Linked DNA regions of Mus musculus: region 2 is linked to region 1. Evidence: chromatin loops called from intact Hi-C (ENCODE). Cell type or tissue: left cerebral cortex. All regions are shown on one strand. Each heading gives the region's core, and the rest is flanking DNA. Links, peaks and the distances in the headings are about the cores only. Region 1 overlaps Fut9 (fucosyltransferase 9). Region 2 holds the start of Fut9 (fucosyltransferase 9).

What was found. Peaks named below come from ENCODE experiments on the same cell type or tissue, not always from the same donor. Only the 100,000 strongest peaks of a DNase experiment are listed, where the experiment ranks them.
Region 2: a loop joins it to region 1, with 2.7 times the contacts of the local background. A loop is called at or near these places in 3 of 42 quality-filtered maps.

What each region holds. Positions count from the first base shown.
Region 1 is chr4:25,717,364-25,725,705 of GRCm38, reverse strand. The region is part of intron 1 of Fut9 (fucosyltransferase 9); the gene reads left to right. Among named protein-coding and RNA genes, the nearest start is that of Fut9, 78 kb to the left of the region's middle. In left cerebral cortex, for the core only: no CTCF peak of the experiment used is centred there; DNase peaks (open chromatin) are centred at 2,880, 3,947, 5,236 and 7,512; H3K27ac peaks cover 3,628 bases.
Region 2 is chr4:25,796,946-25,805,287 of GRCm38, reverse strand. Fut9 (fucosyltransferase 9) reads left to right here and starts at 5,285. Exons shown (of 3, transcript NM_010243.3): 1 at 5,285-5,699. In left cerebral cortex, for the core only: a CTCF peak has its summit at 5,113; DNase peaks (open chromatin) are centred at 5,384, 6,097, 6,655, 7,644 and 2 more places; H3K4me3 peaks cover 4,015 bases; H3K27ac peaks cover 3,948 bases.

The DNA.
Region 1 (8,342 bases), core at 306-8,305:
GGTGTTGCCCTGTACTGGGGCATGTAAAGTTTGCAAGACCAAGGGGCCTCTCTTTCCAATGATGGCCGACTAGGCCATCTTCTGCTACATATGCAGCTAGAGACATGAGCCCTGGGGGTACTTGTTAGTTCATATTGTTGTTCCACCAATAGGGTAGCAGACCCCTTTAGCTCCTTGGGTACTTTCTCTAGCTCCTCCGTTGGGGACACTGTGATCCATCCAATAGCTGACTCTGAGCATCTACATCAAGGTTTGCCAGTCACCGGCATAGCCTCACAATAGACAGCTATATCAGGGTCCTTTCAGCAAAATCTTGCTGGCGTATGCCAGTTTTCCTTTTAATAAAGACTTGCATTTCAGGAAGACATTTCTAATGGGGCCATATTTTCATTGTTTTCGAAATCTTCCTGGGCTAGCTTTTTGCTAGAACACACAAGTACTTTTTATGATATATAGTGAATTCATATTTATGTACCAATTGAAATATCATATCACCAGTGGAACATTCTGCCTCCAGTCAACCCCCTACCAGTATAAATTCACATGCTTATATATAAATACATGAAAAATAATGTAATACAATAATATCATTGATACCTGTCATTAATGAGCACTAACTACCCATCTTAAAGCATCACAAATCCAGGATGGTTTTGCTTTTACTAGTCTTACAGAGAACTAAAGTTCAATTCCTAGAATCTATTAGGTGACTCACTACCATTTGCAACTCCAACTTCAGGAGGTCTGATATCCTCTTTTGAAATATGTAGGCATTATGTGCATCACATATATATTATTTCAAAAATAATAAATACTTAAAAATCAGTAATATTTAATATGTACCAAAGTCATTATGATTATAACTCTTGATTTGCTCCAAAGTTCATAATATTCCTTTGAACCTCTAAAGAAAAATCCTTCAGTTGTCTACACATGCTGATTGAATCCTTTTCTCAATATTTCTCTTGGATTCTAATCAGACTTACTGCACCATTCACCATAGTTTGTTGTTGTTGTTGTTGTTGTTGTTGTTGTTGTTGTTGTCTAAGAGCCATTTATAAACTGGTGATGCCAAGAAAAGCAAAGGACCAGGCCCCAGTTTCCTTGAACTTTAAGCAGCATTTGGGGGAGTCAATCCTCCTTTAGACATCTTGTATTCTAAGACAGTATATTTTTATCATTTTTTTGTCTTTTGTTTTTTGGCATGTCACTAGAACCCACTTTTTCTAATTTATTCAATATCTGAATCTCTGTAGCTTGTAAAGTGCAACCCTTCCTGATTTTACTTATTTATTTATTCATTCATTTATTTATTTTGGTTATCGCACTGATAATTCATACTGATAATGTATTTAGTATACTGACCCTTGAGGTAACAAGCAGTTGGGGGTGGGGCATAGCTATCAACCTCTCCTTATTTCTATCTCAGCTTCTTTATTGGGGGAAAATAAACACCCAGCAACCTGGGAATTAGAGCAGTATCTACGATAAAACATTCAGAATGTTAAATGAATTAATATCTACAAAAGGCCAAAGGTAAGGTCTGGCATTGTATGTGAGCTGGGATTTAATCTATACCCCGGTGACTTATAAAAATCTACTAACCCAGATTTTCACAATGAAACTGTGGATCAAATATCCAACTACCTATATTTGGACTCTATGTTCCACTTCAGTTTCAACGTGCACGTCAAACTTTTATGCATAACATGTAAAACTTTATCAATCCAGTTAACTGACTCAATGCCAACAACATCCAAATGCAAAGGCTAAGAGAATTGGAAGCATATTTGTCTTTTCTTTTAAGGCCAACCAAGTAACAACCGAATATAAAGTTGTTTTGCCTTCACATTATTTTAGTTTACCTCAACCATGTTACGTCACGATCTCAACCATCAAAATACTTCAACTTACGTGTTGCCTAAGCTTGATGTTCACGTCTGAAACATTTTTTTTATAAAAGAAAAGTTTAATTAAATATTTCCTCTGCTTAAAAAGTTCCTGTGACTTCCTTTCTCCAAAATTCCGAGCTGAAACCATTACTCTCTCTAACAAGACTGTAACTTAGCACTACTAAGGGGAGTGTGAAGTAGCAGAGCAACTCTGTAAAGCAGTGTGAAAGTTCTTAAAGACAGACAACACCCAAGGTGCTAGATAAGCCAGATATACCAGGCCTGAGTTATATTACATACATAAAGTATGAAAAACATAGTCATAAATATAGAATGACAAGTACTTTGTACTTTTACTCATAAAATATTAAAGAAAACAAATAAATAATTATATATATAATATATATACACACACACACATATATATATGTATATATGATATAAGTGTTTTGTGTGAGTGTGTGTGTCTGTGTGTGTGTGTGTTTGTATTTGAGAGTAGTGATTTACAGCTTTAACTCCAGCACTTGGGAGGCAGGGGCACACAGATCTCTGTGAGTTCGTGTCCTGATTGCTAAGAGAGCCAGAGAAGAGTGAGCAGACAGAGAAGAGAGAAGGGCAATTAAGAGTGCAGTCACGAGTCTGTATTTAAAGCACTATATCTACATGAAGGAAAAGGTCACACTGTAAACATTAATCCATGCAACTGATATACATTAGTTAAAACAGACAAACAAAAAAAATTAAAATGAAAAATCATATAAGAGAATCACTTCCAAATAAAGATACAACATATTCCAGAGCAGCCCAGATGTTCTAAGTACATTCTGAGATGAAAGAACTCTCCCTGAAAATGAAAGACCTTGAAAGGCACCCAGTTGAATCCCTGTTCCCAGTATGGATGAAACACATTGCTAGCTTAAGAAAATGAAGATAAGATTTGAAGGTGGATAACTCGGGAGAATAAATAACTTTAGGTGCCTCTTACTAGACTCTAGGTCTTATTTTCTCAAAGTATTTTTAAATCACAGCTTCAAAGCTCACACATTCTCATCACATTCTCATCACATTCTCTGCTAGGCAGTGTTTCAGAGAAAACACATTGATGCTTTTGCCACACTCACTACATACATTGTTCTTGCCATAGTTCAAAATTCCAGTAATATTTTAGGAGACATTTTCCCTCGTGATACACAATAGTCTATCATTTGGCTAAAACTATAGATTGTTTTTTGTTTGTTTGTTTGTTTGTTTGTTTGTTTTTAAGCAAAAGAATATAAACTGAATTTTCCCATTTCTCCATTCCTTAGCAAATTTCAGGTTTAACTCTGTATTCTTGCTTTCCAAATTCATTGTCAGTTTTAACAAATTGCTCTAGTCTTTCAGAGTCTTTGAAAATTGTACTAAAGCCATCGCTAGATTTCTCAGCATGCCTTGTCTATGATTGAATTGTTGGCTTTTAATTTATAATTATAGGCAGATTCATTAGTAAGGTATCTGTGACTTTAAAGTCTGGCCTGAGTCACTAACCACTTCCCTTTGGTAAACCAAAGTATCCCACATCATTATTAACTACACTACCGAGCTTTCAAATCCATGTGCATTTACGTGTTCCACAGCTATATCTTACAAGTTATTTTATCTTACTAAAATCCAGTTGATTCAGGTAAAACACAGATTCATGTGTAGAATATTTTCCCTGAGATTGAGTTGCATGCTTCCCCACTGTAGCCCATAGACCTCTCTACAAACTCCTGCCATGGACTTTAGTAAAATGTACCATGATATCCATTTGCAACCGCCTCACATGTCTTTTATGAATGAGTTTTGCCTTCAGTTTTCTCTATTATCAGAAGGTGCACGTAGAAGTTACTCCATCAATGCTTATTAAATTAACAAGTAACCAAGATTCTCATCGTTTCATCTTAAATATAGAGTTCTACATAAAGTTTACAGCTTTCTCTGAAATTATTGTAGGAAGCAAATTGCTAAAATGACTCACAACAGTCTGGGGGAAGAGAGAAGCCAGCGCCTCACTTAAAATGCTATTTTTGCTTCATGAACATATGGGCCCTGTCCGTTTTGTAACCGAAAGAAAATTCCATTCTTCCAAACAAAACTGCATGTTATTGTGATCTCTCCTCTGTTGCTACTTTTACAAAACACCTTTGCATTTCTTTATGAAATGTCAGGAACAGTATCTCATTAGCACCCATGAGACAGAGAACTAAGACTTGAAGTACCTTGGAGTACCTCACTGAAAATCAAATGAAAATGTCAAAGTGCAGTAAAATCATGCTTTTTTGGAGTATAACTTGAGGTCATTTATGTCTGCGTTTTCAGGGCCAGAAACTTTTTTAAAAGCCAAATTCCTACAAGGAAAGGCTCATCAATAAATAGTCAGTGTCCCTGCACTTAGATTGAGTAATTAGTTTCAATGGCAGACTAAAAAAATTCAATGGAATGAGAACACAGTGACCTTGAATTTTATATAGCATCTTTCCTAATTGAACTGTAAGCTAGCCCTTGAGATTGTTATTCAGTCTACTACAAAAAGGACAATGGAATATCAATAAATCTCCTCTGATTTGTGAATTAGTTTTCAAAACGCTAATGTTGAGTCAAAATGGCTCGAATTTATTTCCAATACAATAGCAAAGGAAAAAATTACTTGTTCTTACTCAACCACTTGTATTTACAGGCAATACATTCACAAGGAAATTTGCAAGGGCCGTTTATAAAAGTAATGGTCACATTGGGAGTTGAACGTGTTTCTAATTTTTGTTTTAATCATGCAATGTCCTAAGAATTAATTTAAATTATGAAAATGATTACTTCATTTAAATCTCCTTTAATCTTAAAAACCTACTTGAGCCAATGGTAAAGCATAATATTGAGACTGTAGAGTGCAAGCTTAATTATAAGAAATCTTTGGACATGATATGCAATTAACTATGGAAGAACCGAGGTTTGGGGAAGAAATTTAATAAGCAATTAAGAGTTAAAAATCTACACTAGAGGGTTAGTATGTAGAATTAAACAAGCCTTAAAGGAAGTACTCAGCAAGGGCAAAAATGCAAACAAAAGCTCTAAAAAGGTAATTTGAGGATATAATTTGAAATGGTGGACAGACTTGTGTAATTGATTTGTGTTTGGGGCATACAAAGACAAGAAGAAAAGGACATATGTAGTTGAAGTTTGAAGACCATCCATGTCTTTCCAAATTTAACTGCTGAGACTTTAGCTCTAGTAGTGAGGAATTATGAGACTGTCTGAGTTTTGTAAATAGGAACAGGATGTGGGAAATATCTGTCACAAGAGAGAAGATGTAAAACACTTAAACAACCCAGTGGAAATAGCAGTGCAAACGGGACAGAAGGGAATCCAGAGACGTATTACATGATTTCCAGTCAGAATTGAGATTTTCTCTTTACAGGAAAGTGAAGCTGGATGTGGCAAGCATAGCGTGACAGGATCATACACTTTCCCCTCTGCCAACTCCTCCCTTCCTTTCTCCCAAAAAACTTAAGGGTCTTCAGGTTCTCTCTGTCTCTCTGTGTCTGACTCTTTCTATCTCTCTCTCCCCCGTCTCTCCTCCTCTCTCTCCCCTCCAGCCTCTGTCTCTCTCTGTATCTGGGTCTCTCTCTTCTCTCTTCTCTCTTCTCTCTTCTCTCTTCTCTCTTCTCTCTTCTCTCTTCTCTCTTCTCTCTTCTCTCTTCTCTCTTCTCTCTTCTCTCTTCTCTCTTCTCTCTCTCTCTCTCTCTCTCTCTCTCTCTCTCTCTCTCTCTCTCTCTCTCTTCTCCCCACCTCTCTGTCCCCCTCTGTCTCTCCTTCCCTCTCTCTCTCAAAAAAGAAAGAAAAGAAAACTAATAAACAGCAATAGAAATAAAGGAAAAGTCAAAGGTCCAAATAAACACAACCCCTGAGAACATACACATGAATAACCAGATATAGGCCAATCAACTTACATTTAGAAATGTATATGTGTATCCATATAATCATGTAATAACATTTAATGGAAAAAGAAGACAGAGATTTGAAAGAGTAAAGAGGGGCACGTGGGAGGATTTGGAAGGAGAAGTGACAAAGAAGAAATGATACAGTTTTATTAGGATATCAAATCATTTTTAAATTCAAAAGCAAACACAACAAAATAAAACTTGAAGTCCATTTTGTGTGAACCATCTACTCCTAGCTATAGGGCTTTCCTTGGCGTGTGATTGACAAACTAAGTGTCACTTCATTGGAACAACCTGATCTTTTTTTCTCAGTAGTCAATTGTAAATAGCTTCTTGGTTAGGGGTGGGACATTTTGTGTGTTTTTGGTCTCAGTAAGTGATGTTGGTTAGAACCTGTTTGGGTCTTTTGGGTGTCATCACAGTTTCTGTTAGCTTATTTGCATATCAATCCGTTGTGTCTGAAAAGACACTGTTCCCTTTGTATCATCCACTAACTCTTGCTCCTACAAACTTTCTTCACCTCTTCAGTGTACATCTTTTATCTTAGAACACATGGATTTGATAAAATATATCAGTCACAAAAGGTAGACTTACAATAGAAATGAAAATCTACATAGATTTTAACCTCATTTTACTCTGTAGTTCAGGCTAGCCTCAAGCAAAAAAGATCTCCCTGCCTCTACCTCCCGAATCCTGGGATTAAAGGCATGCTACACTACCACTCTCAACTTAACTTGAACATCCTTAGTCTTGAAAAAAAATGATAAATATTTGTGTGCACATGCTCACAAGCACACACAAATCTTCAAGAATAAATTCTAATGAAAATCTTAAGAAAACAAATATGAACCTTCCTTGTATGTTCATTCTCGTGATGGCTATTTTTCTCATTGGAGAGAAAAGAAACATTTCCTCTTTCATACTCTCCCTCATTACCCAATTAACATCACAAGAACCCAGATTTTTTAGCCCACAATGAACCCAAAATGTTTAAGTATGAAGATACATGTAACTAATAAGCAGAGCTGTTGGCCCATTTGTTTCCATGCATGGATGTTTGTATCTATTGTATTAAGACATATATACTTTTACAAGGTAGTTGGTAGATGTTTCTATAAAATGTCATGAAATTTCCCTGATTTATGTTTCTTTACATATATTGAAATGCCAGGTATCTATATGGAATTAACTAGAAGTTCCGTTACAGGGATCAGTTTTTAATTTGCCTGCATGCGCAAAGGATGCCATTATCCACTGGAATGGCAAATCAGTACTCATCAAAAACTTTGCATGTGAACAAATTAAATTTGTCTTAATTAAAAACATAGCTTTATATTAGTCAATCATTAACCAGAACAAGAACTCTGGGCCCTTTATTTCTTATTGAAAAAATTAACACATGATTATTTTTTCCTTTTATTAGAATCTTCTGTCATGAGATGTTTTGTAAAGTGAGAATTTGATGTTTGGGTACTTTCCTTCAAAATGTGCAATTTAAAAGGCTGGAAGATGGCTGAGTAAGAGGAAGATTGTTCTAGAGGATACAAGTCTGGCTCCTAACACCAAGATCGTGAGGTTCACAACTGCTACCATCTCCAGTTTCATAGGATCTTCTACCTTCTGCATGTACCTGCACACATACACACACACACACACACACACAGAGACACACAGACACACACACACTCACACACACACAGAGAGAGAGACACACACACACAGACACACACACACTCACACACACAGAGAGACACACAGACACACACACACTTACACACTCACACACACACACACACACACACGCATGTGCGCACACATACACACACATGCATATACACTCAAATTAAAAGAAGTTATATTTAAATTTTCTTTCTCAAAGTTTTCCTAGAGGATTTATAGATATGCTGATGCTATAATCATCTGTAATTTAGAGACATTTTAAGATTTCAGTTGTCATAATTACATATGACTCATTGAATTTGAGTTCCAAGTCAATTCATCTTAAGATATAGATAGATACTCTTGGTTCCATGACCCAGAAAAAAAATAGCAAAGCGAATAGTTAAGTTGACATTCTCCATCCAGATATACTAAACTGTGTGTCTATGCATAACATATGCAATAACATATATGTAATAACATATGCAATGAACATCCATACTGAGACACGTTTTGAGACAACTGCCAGATGACTTTGATGGTGAAGACAATGATAAAGGCCAAGAGAATATAAGGCAACACCCAGGGTTTCTCTTGTTACCATTTAAAAAGTAACTGGAAGAGATGCGTAGGCTACTGGTGCCCAGCCAGGCAACCTATGCTGTCAGTCAGCTTGAAAGGTGAAAGAGGAGTAGCTTGAGAATTATTACAGGTAATAACATACATAATGAGTTCATGTTGAGTCAAAAGACTTTACCTATGTCAATGTCTATATCCTATCTATCTATCTATCTATCTATCTATCTATCTATCTATCTATCTATCATCTATCTAT
Region 2 (8,342 bases), core at 246-8,245, 80 kb before region 1:
TAGCTGGTACTCTTTGCTTAGACTGCTGCAGGTTTTGTCCACTAATATTGGATGAAAAGACAAGCATGATCAAAGCCTAGCCCAGTTGTGGTCAAAGAGGCCTCCACTGCTGGCTGATGAGAGCAGATATGGAGACCTACAGCCAAACAGTAAGAAGAAAGGAAGGCCAAATGGAAATCTCCGCTGTGTCCATTCCCTTGAAGCTCTAGGAACCCCATGGAAAAATATAGGAAGAATTGTAGGAGCTAGAGAGGATGAGGACACCAGGCAAACACAGCCCACAAAATCAAGTAGGACCCATAGAGGCTCATAGAGCCTGAAGCAGCAATCACAGAACTTCCAGGGGTCTTCACTAGGTCCAGTGCATATATGTTACGGTTGTTAGCTTAGGTTTTTGTAGAACTCCTAACAGTGCGTGTTGGTGGGGTCTCTGACCTTTTCATCTGCTCTTAGGATCCTTTTCTTCCTACTGGATTGCCTTGTCTCAACTTAATATGGGCATTTAATCTTATTGTATCGCTTATGTCTTGTTCAGTTCATATCCCTGGGAGGACTGCTCTTCTGTGAAGGGAAACTGAGAAGAAATGGATCTGGGAGAGAGGTTGACATTGCAGTTGGATGTATTGAAAACAAAATGAAAGAAAATAACAAAAAATAAATGAAAAGAAAAAAAAAAGAAAGTCCCAGGAGGAGGAAGAGGAGGAGGAAGAGGAAGAGGAAGAAGATAATGATATTTTTTCCTTAGAAGTTGGCATTCATCATTCTGGGAATATTTATCTGGAAATCATTGTTTCTGTCCAACATAAAAATTGAAATCTTTCATTTTGCACAAAGGTTTCTTAATATATTTAAAAATATTTCTTCTTTTCATTACCAGTTCTTAATCTTCTGGGCCTTCTTTTGTCTAAATTTGCTTGCTTATCCCCACTCATCCTTTTCCTATATTACTTCTCTGGCTTTGATTATTTGTTTTTCCATGTCTCTCCTCACCTTTACCCTTTACCTCAGTACCTACTGTTGCTGTCTTTCTACCATTTTTTGTCCTAACTCATCACTGGTCCTCTTCTCCCACTTCTTTTCTGAACCCTGCCCCCTATATCACCACTTACTATTTTTCTTATCATCATTCTCTAAAACCTTGCATTTCTGTCTGTGGTTTTCATGCTTAGAGGCAAGTCCTTTGCTACACCTTTATAAAGATTCATGTCAGAATATTAAAACAGTTTTTCAACTTCTCCATAGCAACATTTTTATAGTATAACATTTTTAACAACTGACTTATTTCAGCTCCTCTCAAGGATTTTCTTGTTTTTCTATTGATACTGTGTCTATTTTTAGCTCTTCAACATCAACTAAATTAACATATTGTTCATCAAAGTGAGAAAAGGAATCTGTATCTCCAGATTTCCCAAGTCTCAGTAAGCAGCTACTACTTGCAGTCACTGCTCCTGTCTCATCATTCCCTATCCTGTGTCTGTCAGAGATTTACAGGTGGGGTCTCATCTCTCAGAGACTGTGGAGAAGGAAACAATGCAGGTTTCTGCAGCCAGTGTGGTCATCTAGCTTTAGCAGACTCCCCTGAGGCCTGTGCTTTTTCTTTTGTAGTCATCGACCAATTCTTGTTCATAAGTACATTGTGCCAAGGAACATAAATTTCCCCTTCCCAAGTGAAATTCTCAGTTTTCTGAAGTACAGGTCTGTCTGTACATTCTTAGAGAAGATGACATTGGGACCACTCTCAGCAACCCCACCCCTTTCAAGTGACATTTACATTTGATCTTGGCATTTTTGATAAGTTTTTCATGTCTATTCAAACAACCACATTCCAGTTCCTGGCCCCCATAGGTTTGTAGAAACACATTATGGGGCCATTCTTAACTATAGTATAATGCAAAATTACATTTAGTCCAACATCAAAAGTTTCCATAGTCCACAACAGTCTTAAGGATGTAAAGAATCCCTAGTTCAAAATATCTTCTGAGATTCTTGCAATCTTTTAACTGTAATCCCCTATAAAATTAAAAGCAAAAAGCAGATGTCAGAATTCCAACATGTCATGACACAGGGTACACATTACCAATCTAAAAGGTTATAGTAAGGAAATACTGGACCATATCAAGATTAAAAACCAGCTGAGCAACCTCCAGACTCTGCCTGCCCATGTCTGATATCCAACTCCTTTCATTTTGTTGACTTCAACACAGTTGATTCTCTTTGGCTGGTTCCACACCCTGTTAGCAGCTTTCATTAGCATGTATCCCATAGCTCTGGCATCACTAATATCTCCAGTCTCCAAGGCAACTTCAATTTTACAACTACTTGTTCCAATGTATTGAAACTACACATGATCTTCTGGACTCCTCCAAGGGACTTGAGTGACTTCTCCAGCTCTGCCCTCTGTAGCACTCTAGTTCACTCCATTCTACTGCTGCCGCTGTTCTCTGTGGGTATTCCATGGTACTGGCATCTCCAATACGCTGGAGTCTTTTCCTGCAACTAGACATCACCAAAAACCTCTTATAGGCTCTCCTCATGGTACCAAACATCAAATTTTTTGCATGACCCCTTCAGTCCTGGGCCATCAACTGCAATTGAGGCTGTACCTTCACTAATGGCTGTTGCTGGCCTTTTACAGTGTCAGGCCTTAGCTGCTCTCCATGACCACTTTGTGTCTTCAAATCCAGTACCATCTCAAACTAGAGGCAAGAGGCAGAGAGCACACTATAGATGGTAGAAGATTTTTTTAAAACCTCATGCCCACCCTTACTAACATGCCTCATCTAACAAGGTCATATTCCTTAATTCTCCCCTAATAGTTGCAACCACTGGAACCCAACAAAATTTATTAGCCTAAGGAGGTTCCTCTCACTTAAACTACTACACTTATAAAAAACACAATCAAAGGATATGAAATTGAGGTGGGGATAGGGTTAGATTATGGAAGGATTTAGGAGGTAGGGGTTAATAATACAATATATTGTATGAAAGCCCAAAAGTCTCAACTATATGAAAATTATATAAATCACTACATTAAAGTCGGGGATATCCTAATCATATATGAGGAAATTTGTTTTTTGTTGTTATTTTATTTATTTACATTTAAAATGTAAATCTGCCCATGTGATTCCCTCTCCCCTTTGTCTGGAAGTTTGTACTTTATTAATTCTCAGTAACCACAATTAATTAAACAGTTACTGCCATTTGCAAACTTCATGATTCATCTCTGAGTAAGAGTGCTGAGTGGGATATTATGCTTCATCAATCATTACCTTTCCATGTTCTTTAAATGATTAATAATCGGTGGGTCTACCTGGTGTACTGCTGTGTGTACATGCTGGACACAGCAACATGTGCTCTAGAAGCTGAGGCGTCTGGCCCATTGGCCCTTACTGAATAGATGGTCCTCTTATTCTGATCATCAAAAAGACATGAAACCAAATGTTTTCATTGGCATGCATGCTGAACATGAAAGAGTCTAACAAGTTAGAGACACTGTCAAATAGTAACTTATCACTAAAATTTAACTTTTATTTTTCTTCAAGTAAAACAATACAGGAAGAGATAGAAGTTTTTCAATAATATGTAAGGCTGACTTGTTGCAGTAAAAATGTTTTTCACACTGCATTCATAACTGAGAAAGCATTTATTTTAATATGAGTACATTTGTTATATAAGGCATAATTATGTAAAGTAAAATGTCTAAATTATTTTAGAGACTAAGATCCTTTAGCACATGAAGATTTCTACATTCAGAAAAGCAGTGTGAGCCCATGGACACATGCTTGGTGCACATACACACACACACACACACACACGCGCGCGCGCGCGCACACACACACACACACACATGCACACACACACATGCACACACACATGCACACACACACACGCACACACCCACACACACATGCACACACACACATGCACTCACACACACATGCACACACACACATATGCACACACACCCACACACACACCCACACACACATGCACACACACACATGCAACACACACACATGCACACACACACACACACACATGCACACACACACACACATGCACACACACACACACACACACACACACACACACACACACACCCCAGAACTTCCTTTCTCCAGTGCTCTGCTAAGAAGTACAGGGATACTTACTGTATCATTTGAAGAGAGTTTAACTAGACTACTTTTTCTACCTGTATCATTACACACATCATCCACTTGCTTCCTGTCTGCTGCCTATTTCCAATCAGAATGCGAAGATTATGAAACAAAATCAAGGTTCACAGAAATCAGTCAGCGATACTCTGATTGTCGTTATATTTACTAAATGTGTGAATTTATTCCTTGATTCTTGAGTGTAAGAGGAGCCCCTAAATATACTTTCTATATGTATTTGAATCGTAGTCTAAAAGTAAATTTCGAGGATTGACTTGTAGTCCAACAAAATAAACAAAAACTTTGCAAAGTGGAGCTCTATCTATCTATCTATCTATCTATCCATCCATCTATCCTTTCTTTCTCTCTCTTCCTTCTTCCTTCCTTCCTTCCTTCCTTCCTTCCTTCTTTCCTTCCTACCTTTCTTTCTGTCTTTCTATCTATCCATCCATGTATCTATCTATCCATCTATCTTTCTATGTGTCTATCTACCTATGAATTTATATTTTAATGTTGCTTACAGAGAAGAGTCAATTCTGAGCACAACACTGCCCTTCACATTTACAACCTTCCCAAATCACTGAGAATTTGGTTCCAGACAATCTGCCCCTCCTATTTTAGTTTAATTTTAATCACCCCCCAACCTGACCCCGGACTTTAGCTGGTCAACCCCAGTGAAGAACAAACACAGGCAGCAGATACAAGGGACTGGAGAAGGTTGCCTGCATTGAGCTCCCTGCTGTCGCCTTCTGGCTGGACAGTCCGTGCCAAATAGCGCCTGGGGGGTGGGGGTGGGGGACAGCAATAAGGAACTGACAGAAGCGGTTGCTGCAAGTCCACAGTTTGACCTAAAAGGAGAGTGGAGGAGGGTGGCAGACTAAGAGTCTGCATATCGGAGACGCAGCAATGGAACCAGTGGCTATGTGTGCGCGCACAGGTGCCACAGGCCTGGAGAGCAATGCTGTGTCTCTGCAGCCTCCCGACTCAACACACGCGGTGGCTTGCTGAAACTGCATCCGCAGCCGAGCGTGGGTACTCCCAGGCACAGTCACCGGAGGAAGAGCCAAAGGAAAGGGCGCGAAGGGGGTTAGCATGGAGCGGCAGGGTATTGGGGCAAGACCCACAGGCTCATTTTGGAGCTCCTCTGGTGGGAACCTGTACCCGGCTGCTATGCTCCTCCCTTCTCTTCCCAACTCTCGGTGATCATCTCCATCTCCCCTCGCGCATCCCTTCCCCCCTCCCTGCTTTCTTTGCTCTCCCTCCCTGCCGCGTGCCTGCTCCCCTCCCCCTCTCCTGGCTGCTCTGGGCAGCAGCAACCTCGGCAGCCCGGGAGATGGGAAGAGAGCGCGCGGGGCGCTGCAGCTCTGGAGCCCTGGATCTTTCCTCACCCGGTGCCTTGAGACCCCGCCGCCGCTCTCGCCTCTTGGCTACCCCCGGACTCCGGCTACGCTACTAGGACAGCGCCGCCACCACCGCCAGCCCTCGTCCCGCCCGCGCCGCGCTGCCCTCCCGCGCCCTGGATGGAGCTTTCCCTCGCTGGGATCGGTGAGTACCAGAGACTCTAGGGGGTCAGGCACAGGACTGAGCGCCCACCGTACATCGTTAGATGAGGCACCCCGACCACCTGCTGGGTACCCTCCTGGCACAGGTCCCCGGGGACATTTGGTTTTAACTCAACCAGCTTGGAACTTGAACCCTTTCTCTTCCAGAGATAGCTGCTTGTACATCTTAGTCCCTTGTCACCCTCCTGCCCTCCCGCTGCTACCCTCATTCCCCGGGCAGATAGCCTTCTCCTGGTGTCACTTCAAAGAGAGTCATTGCTGCCCTTGTTGTCCCCAGGTTTTTGTGAATTCTGTCTTCTGCCTAGCGCTCGGACCTAGGTTTCTCCACAAAGTCCTCCTCTGACCCACCTTCCCTCAAAGCCTGACCACAGAGTCATTGGTCCTGCCATCCCGTTCCTCCTCAGAGACTTAGTGAATGCTGACCTCATTGCTTCCACATGATGCTGTCTTGAAGCTTTTCTGACACTCACCTCCAAACCCACACTGACACGCGGTGTGTTCTGTTTATTGTGTCTCTGCACCTGGGCTATTAAGGTGATAATCAACCATGGAAAGAGGACAAAAACAGGAAATCTTTTGGGACTAAACTTTTTGTCATTGTTTCAAAGTGCCCAACTATTTACATCGCTTAGATTCCTTCTTGTCTGAGGGCTTGTCCGCTGAGCACAAGGAAGGGCCCATATTATTTTACCTGTTATCACAGAATCTACCTTTTTTTCAGGTTTAGAGCAGAGCACCTTACACAGTCCAGCTGTGAATCTCCCTAAGCTACGCCACCAAATCTCGGCGGCAACTTTTAAGGATAGGCAGCTTTTTTAAAAAGAGGTGGAACCAGACATACCGTTTACAATCGCTTTATTATTGTTGTTATGATTTTAAATTTCAATAAGTTAAAGCCCTTATTTCCTTTGTGTTTATTGACCTAAGAGCGGAAGGTTGTACAGAGAACTTCCACACCACGCGCTTCAGGGGCGGTGTAGGTGTAGTCTCTAGCTATCCTAATGAGTTTCCTGAATGCAGCAGACCTTCCTGCTGGAATCAGGCTTATCATTTGTGGTTAGCTTGAACAAAAATAAGCATTGTGTTCAAAGAGTGAATCTGACGGGGAGTGGAGGGTTCCTGTGAACAGGAAAGGAGGTGATTTAAATACTAAAATTTGTATTCAAGATTCCTCTGTGCTGTAGTGAAAAGCAAGATCCCATACAACTTATGATTTACATTCAAACAACTTGTAAAATATTGTGTGGCGGCATCTTACTGCACAGACGTGAACATAGGGTTAATGTTTAAGGAAAATTGGGAGTATTCAAAGAAATGTAAGAAACTTTGAAGGGGAATACCCTATTTAAGAATGGACTGTGTGAATAAGTGTTTTGATATTACTGTAAGCAATTTAGGGGGAATGAGACTTGACTTGCCATTCTCCTGTTTGCAGTTGGTGGAGAGGATGATGTTTTCAGTCCTCTTCTTGGACAGGCGATTCTCCCTCTATATAAAATAGAAAGGGAAATTTGATCAAATATACGATGAGTTTGTTTACCAATGATTACCTTTAAAATCCCACCTTTCCCATTGTCAAGCATTTTATTTCACTTTGCTTTCTTGGTAGTCCTTGTCTCAGGGCAGGAGCAAAGTGACCAGCAGTGGTTTTCAGCAAATGTGTTCAGCTGCACCAAAATTCACGAGGGCCAGGTGTACTACTGTTGGTTTCCTAAATACAGAAATTTGCCTAATTAACCTTACTGTTGGACTAAGAAAAATACTCAAAACTATGTATTTAAGTTTGCAACTGCTGCAGACATTCACATATGGCATGCCGAGTGGACAATAGGCGACTTAGAAGATGAATTAAAGAATCTTTTAAATTTCCCTCTGGAGATATTTGTATTTTGTTTAGCAATAGGGTAATTGGTATGTACAGTATATCCAGCAATAATGAGTCTTCACTGAATAGATACGTCACAGTTGAACGAAGCAGAGCTTGGAGTAATGCTGAATGCTCTGTTTTTGTGGTAAGCAGAAGTTGAGATCAAAGCATTCTAACAGCATTGTAGTTTATGTCAAAATATTAACACTGCCTAAGAATCATCTATGAACATGAAAATGAATTTCTCATAAAATAGAGCAGAGGTTCTTGTTATGGATTCTTATACAGAAGTCAAAACCCTTCTGGATTTAAAGGTCCTGTAGTTAGGAAGACTCTGCAAAATCATCAAATATAACAGATGAAGAGACAGGAACACCAGTATTGGAATGGTGCATTGGTGAGTGTGTGATGCTCTTCTTTACATTGCTACCAAGAGGACAGGTGTAAAGTCAATATTTGCCTTGGCAAAGGGGATTAGCAGTTGTGTAAATGACACAGGAATTTCATCAACAAGTTGCCTTTAGTCCATGCATGGTTTTACTGAGAATGTAAGGTGAAGAGATAAAGGCTGAGGGAGATGACGAACATGGGGTGAAAATAAAGAACCTGTGACCACCAGCTTGAAACTTACCCAGATGACGATAACTGAGCACAATCCCTAAAGTTTTAGGTAGTAGCTGTTTCCCAATGTGATTTTTCAGAAGCCTCCTTTTTTTTTTTTAGGAAAAAAAACTAACACAACATTTTCTCCTTTTTATG